Regions from separate parts of the Mus musculus genome. Here region 2 is linked to region 1. Evidence: chromatin contacts called from ENCODE POLR2A ChIA-PET data. All regions are on one chromosome and are shown on one strand. Each heading gives the region's core, a stretch centred on a gene start or an enhancer-like site at or near the end of the contact. The rest is flanking DNA. Distances are from core to core; before and after follow the strand shown.

Evidence for each region. ChIA-PET counts read pairs that join two places held with the same protein, here RNA polymerase II (POLR2A).
Region 2: POLR2A ChIA-PET joins it to region 1 with 14 read pairs in embryonic stem cell. The contact joins the promoter of Slc2a4 here to the promoter of 2810408A11Rik in region 1. POLR2A ChIA-PET finds 5 or more read pairs at or near these places in 3 of 5 experiments (Patski and embryonic stem cell).

The regions. Positions count from the first base shown.
Region 1 is chr11:69,899,257-69,903,116 of GRCm38, forward strand. 2810408A11Rik (RIKEN cDNA 2810408A11 gene) reads right to left here and starts at 1,658. Exons shown (of 9, transcript NM_001382461.1): 1 at 1,047-1,658; 2 at 450-554; 3 at 261-332; 4 at 1-31. The coding sequence starts at 1,495. Neurl4 (neuralized E3 ubiquitin protein ligase 4) reads left to right here and starts at 2,560. Exons shown (of 29, transcript NM_001013414.3): 1 at 2,560-2,929; 2 at 3,752-3,860. The coding sequence starts at 2,642.
Region 2 is chr11:69,946,127-69,949,986 of GRCm38, forward strand. Slc2a4 (solute carrier family 2 (facilitated glucose transporter), member 4) reads right to left here and starts at 2,064. Exons shown (of 11, transcript NM_009204.2): 1 at 1,823-2,064; 2 at 442-558; 3 at 160-332; 4 at 1-67. The coding sequence starts at 1,855.

The DNA of each region.
Region 1 (3,860 bases), core at 408-2,907:
CTTGGGGAGGAAATTGTCCATTGTGGCAAACCTGAAGGGGAGGGAGACTAGTTGGGGGTACAGAAGGGAAAAAAAATGATGGTGGGGGTAGGTGTTGGGTGGGGACCAAGCTGCTGATTGCCTAGATCAGCTTTGGTTAGGCCTGAGGAGGTAGGTAGTACCTACCATTTTAGGGTTTGAGGAACAAAGCTATCTGAGACTGCCTTCAAAGGTATGAGGGCAGAGGGCACAGCTCAACTAATCTCTGAGAGGGCTCTCACCTCTCTGCCACTGACTGAGGAGTCACCTTGAGAGAAGATTCTGCAGATGGGTCCTCATCGGTGTCCTGCAGCCTGCAGAGGAGGAGGAGGAGGAGGAGGAGGCAGTGTTTGTGCCCCGAGGCTTCTCTGCCTCTTCCTCATAGCCACATGTTAGAATACAGTTTAGGCTCAAAAGCTAGGGCTTAGCACCTGTGGTAGGGGGTTCTGGGCTCATCCGCCTTCATAAAGCCATAGTCTTTGTCAGCAGGGTGGTAGGTAGCCAAGATGTTCATTTCATCCCAGCGCTGAGACTTCCTAAGGTGAGGGAAGGAGCAAAGGAGGAAGCTCTTCTGGCGACCCTCTCCTAACAGAGAGGTCTCCTTCATTCTTCCCGGCATTCAAAAAATTCTTCTTATATTCCCTCGTAGAGGCTAGGATGGGAGCCAGATACCCAGTGATAATCAGTGCTGTGTGGCCAGGATTCCTGTGACACCTGCTGCCCTCTCCAAGTCATGGAACTTCAGATTTCCAACCTATTTGACCTCACCACCTCTCCCTAACCAGGGCCTTGGGACTCTGTTTTTTTCTTGGCTTCAGCTCAAGGTGTCCTGAACTCCTCCCTCCCTCCCGTCTCAGGGCTGCTGGCTAAAAGCTGAGTTGCTGCTATTTAAGCTCTCACCTTTCTTACTCTCTAGCCCTCCTTCCCTCGCTCTTTCCCCCTGCCTTTCTACAATAAAGCTCTAAAACCATTAAAAAAAAAAAAAACAAAAAAACAAAAAAAAAAAAAAAACCAGCTGAGTTGCTTACTTCTCCGAACCGGGGGGTTTCTTTATCAAAATGGAGCTGCTGTTTTTTAGGATGCTCCGAGGCCGCTCCGTGAAAGATGTCCCGGAGTGTGTACTACTCTCCGAGCTGTACACTTTAGCCTCCTCCGGCCCGGGGGTGGACGCCTTAGTTGCACCAGTTCCAGTGCCAGGGGATGTGCTGGACCCAAGGCTTGCAACCTCCTGAAGTTGCGGAGCGGGTCCTGAATTGAGGGTCACTGCCCCTTCAGAGGGCTGAATTGGACCAGGACTGCGGACTACAGGGTTCCCGGAATGCAAGAGGGAGCCAGGACCGCGAAGCAAGGCTACTCCGGGGGGTAATCCGGTGTCTGTTTGCATACCTCTGGCACTGCCAGGTACTGCCCTAGAAACCCCCCCAGGGGATTCTGCACTGAGGCCACTAACAGGTGCGAGAGACTCCGGCTTCTCCATAGCTCAACTTGGTAACCACTTCAATTCCACTGCCTACCCTTCTAGCTGCACATAGCCCTGCCCGTTGGCCCTGCCCCCATCGCGGCGGGCGGTGGGCGCTGGGGGCTCCGGGTCAGACCGGACCTCCTCTGCCTCTTCTCCCTGGCGCTGAGGCAGGTGAAAGGTCGACTATCAGACTTCAGCCTGGGAGTTCCTCCGCACACCCTTCCCTTATTGTTACACCCCAAGACTTTCTTTGTCTCTGTAATTTGTTCCCGCCCTTCTCCATCACCGCCCTTCTCCGAATCAACCAATCACAGTCAAGGGGCCTGGCCAGCGGTGAGGAGCCTTGTGATGTCACAGCCCCGCAACACCAGGGAGAGCCTGAGTAGGGCTGGGTTCTGTTAATAGCTCTCAGGTAACCTCTCAGAGGTGTCCGCTCTGTCCCTTGAGATTACCCAACGGGACACCGCTAGGATTTTTATTAGTAACTTTTAAGATTTAAGAGTTTCATTGGCACAGAGCTCAAGTTGGCCTTGAAATGTGTGCGGGTAGGAGAGGTGTGATGCAAAGTCTGTGGGGCCGGAGCGGGGTGAGGTGCGAGACTGGGTCAAGGAGAGGTGTGATGCGTGATCGGATTGCGACATTTCCGGCCTCGGCACTGTGAAGGGCTGAGACTTGGATTTATAAAACTACTTTTTCTCTGTCCCGAAGATAGCGTTTACTTCCATCGCCTTAAAGCGTGCGGTGTTAGGGGAAGCCACCAGCCCTTGCGTTAAGGCGAATGCTCTAATATGTCGCTTTTCCCTAACAAGGGTTGGGTCCAAGGCGCCGGGCGACGTCGCAAAGTGTATCTGGGCGCCAGCACGCCTTCGTCGCAAAGACGCCTGCGGCGGGCGATTCTGCCATCCACTGTCGCAAAAGCAGCCCAAATCTTCCCGGCTCTCGTAGCCTCTGTCGTCCCGCTGGGCCGTAAAGCAGTCCCCCGACCCCGTCGTCCTTCCGTTCCCCTCGTGAGAGACCTCGGTTCCTTAGCTGCGGACGCTTCAGTGCCGTAAAGCACACCAGGCCCCAGCCCCCCGGCCGTATTCCCCCAGGGCGTCTGGCCGCCGCGGTTGCCACGGTGCCGCCAAGCGCGGCTGTCGCGCGGCCGCGGTATCAGCGGCGATGGCGGCGGGGTCGGGTGGGAGTGGGGGCTCTGGGGCGGGCCCCGGGCCAGGACCGGGGCCCGGCGGGGGTGGGGGCCCTGGCAGCAGCGGACCAGGCCTGGGGTCCGGCGGGGGTCTCGGCGGTGGCGGGGAGCTGCACCCGCGCACCGGGCGCTTGGTCAGCCTGTCGGCCTGCGGGCGCACGGCGCGGCGGCAGCAGCCGGGCCAAGAGTTTAACCACGGGCTGGTGCTGAGCCGAGAACCCTTGCGCGATGGACGCGTCTTCACCGTCCGCATCGACCGCAAGGTGCAAAGCCGGGGCAGCTGAAACGAGGTGTGGAGGGGAGTGGGAGGGGACGGGAGGGAGAAGCGGTAGGACTGCCAGAAGGTCTGCATCTCCAACCGAGCCTCCAGGTACCGATAGCGAGCCGGCACACTGTAGTGCACCGGGGAAGAGAAAGGAGAAGGACACGGAGCAGACACATTCATTCTGAAGGAGCATTCGTTTCCCGCAGGACAGGGAGCCAGGGTCCGGTGGTTAGAATGGCTAGTGAACACGTCTAGCACAATCTCTTAGGGATGGAAGACTGACAGGTGCCCGAGATGGAAGAGTAGAGAAATAATAAAAAGCGCAAACTGTTGACAAACGTCCCAAACCAGAAAGATAGATGAGGAGACATGCGAAAAAGGGAGTGTATGTGACTTGCTTGACTCCAAAACGAATTTGGAAAGAGAAGAGAATGAATTTGGGTGGAGCTTTGCCCTACTAGAGTATTGGGGTTGGGAATGAGAGTGATGTAGGAGAGCGAGCATTGTGGACCTAAGAAGCATGGGATTGGAGTGGCTGAGGAGCTACAGAGACTGGGAAGTAAGAGGAGATCGGGTTAAAACCAGGGCCTTTAACCAGCTTGTTCAGTGGGTAGAGGGGGTGATGTGCTAAAACACGTGTCAGCAGACACAGATGCTGAGAGCCAGTGGGTCCTGGTAGTTATGGAGGCTAGTTCCAAAAATTATTTGTGTGTCTATGTCAGTGGCCTCAGAGGACAGGGTGAGAGGCACACGGTGCTCTGGAATGTGGCCTCTGGTGATGGGATTTCATACAGAAACTCTGTCCACCACCCTCTCATAGGTCAACTCCTGGAGTGGCTCCATTGAGATTGGAGTGACAGCACTGGATCCCAGTGTGTTGGACTTCCCGAGCAGTGCCACCGGGCTGAAGGGAGGCTCCTGGGTAGTGT
Region 2 (3,860 bases), core at 814-3,313, 47 kb after region 1:
ATTGGCTAGGCCCATGAGGGCGCCCCCCAACACGGCCAAGACATTGTTGGCCAGCATAGCCCTTTTCCTGGCAGGCACACAGAGAGGAGGGCTGGTCACGACACCCATGCTGTGGCCCTCCGTCCTACTCCTCCCCTCCTCTGCCCTCCAGCTCCATACCTTCCCAACCATTGAGAAATGATGCCAATGAGAAAGGAAGAGATCATGCCACCCACAGAGAAGATGGCCACGGAGAGAGCCCAGAGCGTAGTGAGGGTGCCTTGTGGGATGGAATCCGGTCCCCCAGGACCTTGCCTACCCAGCCACGTTGCATTGTAGCTCTGTTCAATCACCTGGTTGCGAGGGAGGGGGGGGAATATGGGAGTAACTCTAGAGACCTTTCTCTTTCCACTGCCTGATATACCCCGCCCACCACACCCCAACAGCTGGTAGGTCACTCACCTTCTGTGGGGCATTGATAACCCCAATGTTATAGCCAAACTGAAGGGAGCCAAGCACAGCTGAGAATACAGCTAGGACCAGTGTTCCAGTCACTCGCTGCCGAGGGGGTTCCCCATCCTGGACAGACAGAAACAAAGGAAGGTATGTCATGTAGAGTCATGTTTGACTTCCTTCAGGGGCCCAGGCCTAGCTGCAGCATGAAGATTCTGGGCTCCATCCAACATACTGGATGAGAGAAAGTGGGCCATATTAGGAATTGTACAAAGATCTCACTGTAAACAGAACGCCACAGGAACCTGGGCATGTAGGAAAAAACCGATCTCTGTGTCCACACCACAGGCAAAAGTTTGAGGATCTGGACCTCAAAATTCCCCTGTGACCTTGAGACAGACTCAAGACTTGTGTGACCTTGGGTAAGTCACTTCCCCACTCTAAACTGAACCTGGATTTCCTCTTCTGTCAGGTGATATTGCCTCCCTCGGCTACCTGTCAGTCTGTGAAAACACTTGAAAAATCAAAATCAACTATAACAGTATCCCAGACAGTGCCTGTTTTATAAACTAATATAAATAATGTTTTAACATCACCTCTAGCCCTTGTCTCTTCCTTCTGGAAGTTCTCTCAGCTTGCTCCAGTAGGCCGTAAACAGGCCCAAGAATGGCTAGTCCAGAAAGGGCGTCTGGGTCATTGCTTTGGGGTAGCCTTTTAGGTCTAGGCCTAGCCAACCCTCAGCTCCTAAACTGGGACCAAGTACTCGGGGATGTGAGGGGGGATTTTAGCAGGGAGAGAGAGCCATGCCCAGGGGAAGAGGAGGGATGGTAGTGAGTGGTGTGAGGGGCGGTGGCAGTGGTGGCTACTGCTGGCGGCACAGTCTGTCTCCAAGAGGAAACCTGAGCTGGGGGGGGGGGCTGACACTCCCCTCTGCCCCTCCACCCACCGCAAGGCCGAGAGAAAGTTCAGCCTCCTGGAAGACAGCCAGCAGTGGGGGTGGGGCCCCCGAAGTGCTCGGGTCCTAGAAACACCGTAAATCTGAACAGCTCCGGGAAGGGAAGGCGAGACTCTGGATCTACCATTCCAAATAGAGTCGTGGGCAGAGTGTCACCCCATGCAGTGCACAGTAGGCTAGGAGACAAGTTCTGGATTCCCGAGAATCCAGTCTCTCAGCCTGGGCGCGTAAAGAGTCTCTCGGACCCACTCTGTCTCTTGGCGGGATTGGAATTTGACAGTCACGGGTTGTCTAGGCTGAATATAAATAGCCAGCCCCCCATCTCCAACCCCTGCGCCTGCGCAAGAACCGCCTCCTAGCTGACCCCAACCCCAAACTCAGCCCAAGAAAAACTGGACCAGATTTCCCAATTCGCCCCGGTATGCTGAACCTTACGTCAGAGCCGATCTGCTGGAAACCCGACGGCATCTTGTTTTAAAAGAAGAAAAGACTCAGGCGCTGCAATAAGAAAAAAATGAATAGGGTATAGGGTCCGGGCCTGGCCGGCACGAGACCCCGGCGTTCGGAAGCCGTGTGCAAAGGGCGGGTCTGGTGGGACTCACTGCCACAACCCACGGAACCGGAGAGCACCAAGGCTCTCCGGGATCTAGTGAGACCCGCTTGAGGGGGAAAGATGCGGAGAGCTGAAGCCACCTCCCCACTCCCGCCCCGCCATAGGACACGCCCTTCACAACACCCATTGGCCAGGAGCCCGCACACCCCAAAAGGCCACGCCCCCACCCCTAGCCCTAGTGCTGGCTGGGGAGACACGCCCCTAAGGTTCCCGCCTGCTTCTGAGTTTTCAAAGTAGGGTCCTTGGAACAAAAGGCTCTTCCCGCCATCCAAAATCTTGGACTGCGAAATTTCTGAAAGAATTGAGTGCAGCTGGTCCCCCTGAAAGGTCGAAGAGGAGGGTATGGGCTACATGTACTTGCCAGGGTACGGGGTAACTCCAGCAGGATGACATAGAGCCCGCGTGTGTGTGTGTGTGTGTGTGTGTGTATGTGTGTATGCCCCGAAGTAACCCGGAGTGGCTATTTTTAGTTCCCACGTTAGGCTCCGCCAAATGTCAGGTCCCGGGTGTCCCAGCCTGTCCCAGGCGGGGGAGGGCAAAGGAGATGGAGCCTTAAAGGGTCCGCGACACGCTTCCCACGAGGAGATGATCCAAGGGACCAATAACTTCCGTTCCTAGTGTATCTGGAGACCATGCCTGATCGTCCTTTCTTTCCACGCATCTCTGGGCGGCGCGCTGCCTACTGGCCCATCCCCTCCACATAGTCTCTACACTGGTTCTTGGAGGGGACCCAAGGGACAGGTGCTCACGCCAGTCACACCACCCTCCCTGAAGTCCCTGAGCCTCCAGGCATGTGCTGGCCGCGTGGGCGACAAGCTTTCCAGAGTCAGCTACTGTTTTGGGTCTACAGCTGAGAGGGCACGACCTAAGCACGTCCAGGGAGAGAGCTGGCGAAGAATGTGGAGAGAGAGCTCAATTCAGAAAAAGGCCCAAGAGAAGTGCAAGGCTTCTGGCGCCACCTAGAGGGAGAGCGAGGAACCTTAGTGGATTGCACCAGGGTAGCTAACTTCTGGGGTGGCTCTCTTCTATTAACCCTTCCCCTGAGAGCTCAATAACCTACAACCCAGCCCTCTATGGAACGCCAGACCTGAGTCTAGCTGCCGCCAGAATGGTACCGTTTATATGACGAACACGTACAAGTATGGACCTCCTTCAAGTTCCTTTTCCCAAGGAGCTAACCAGTCACTTTCATGGTGTCTTCTCAATGTTGGTGTTTTGACTTCTCTTGCACATTGGTTTTCTTCATCCGTACCACTACCACTTTATTCTGGACTATCCTGTCATGACTGCTTTTCTTGCTTCTCCTCTTCCCTGAAGAGGAGGGTGGAGGGGCAAGAAAGATGGCTCAGCAGATAAAAGCATTGACTGCTCTTCCAGAATCAGGTTTGATTCCCAGCACACATGTGGAAGCTACAACCATCTGTAACTTCAGTTCCAGGGGCTCCAACACCCTTTTCTGGCTTCCACTGGCCCCAGGTACACATGTGGTACACAGACATATATGCAGGCAAAATGCCCATTCACATAAAAAATAATAATTAGGGGCTGGTGAGATGGCTCAGTGGGTAAGAGCATCTGACTGCTCTTCCAAAGGTCCAGAGTTCAAATCCCAGCAACCACATGGTGGTTCACAACCATCCGTAACGAGATCTGACTCCCTCTTCTGGAGTGTCTGAAGACAGCTACAGTGTACTTACATATAATAAATAAATAAATCTTTAAAAAAATAATTAAAAATAAAAAGAGAGAAGAATGTCCAGGGGTGGTGGGGCACATCTCTAACCCCAAGGCCAGCCTGGTTTACAGAGTGAGTTCCAGAACAGCCAAGGTTTCAAAACAAAACAAAACACCTAAGCCGAA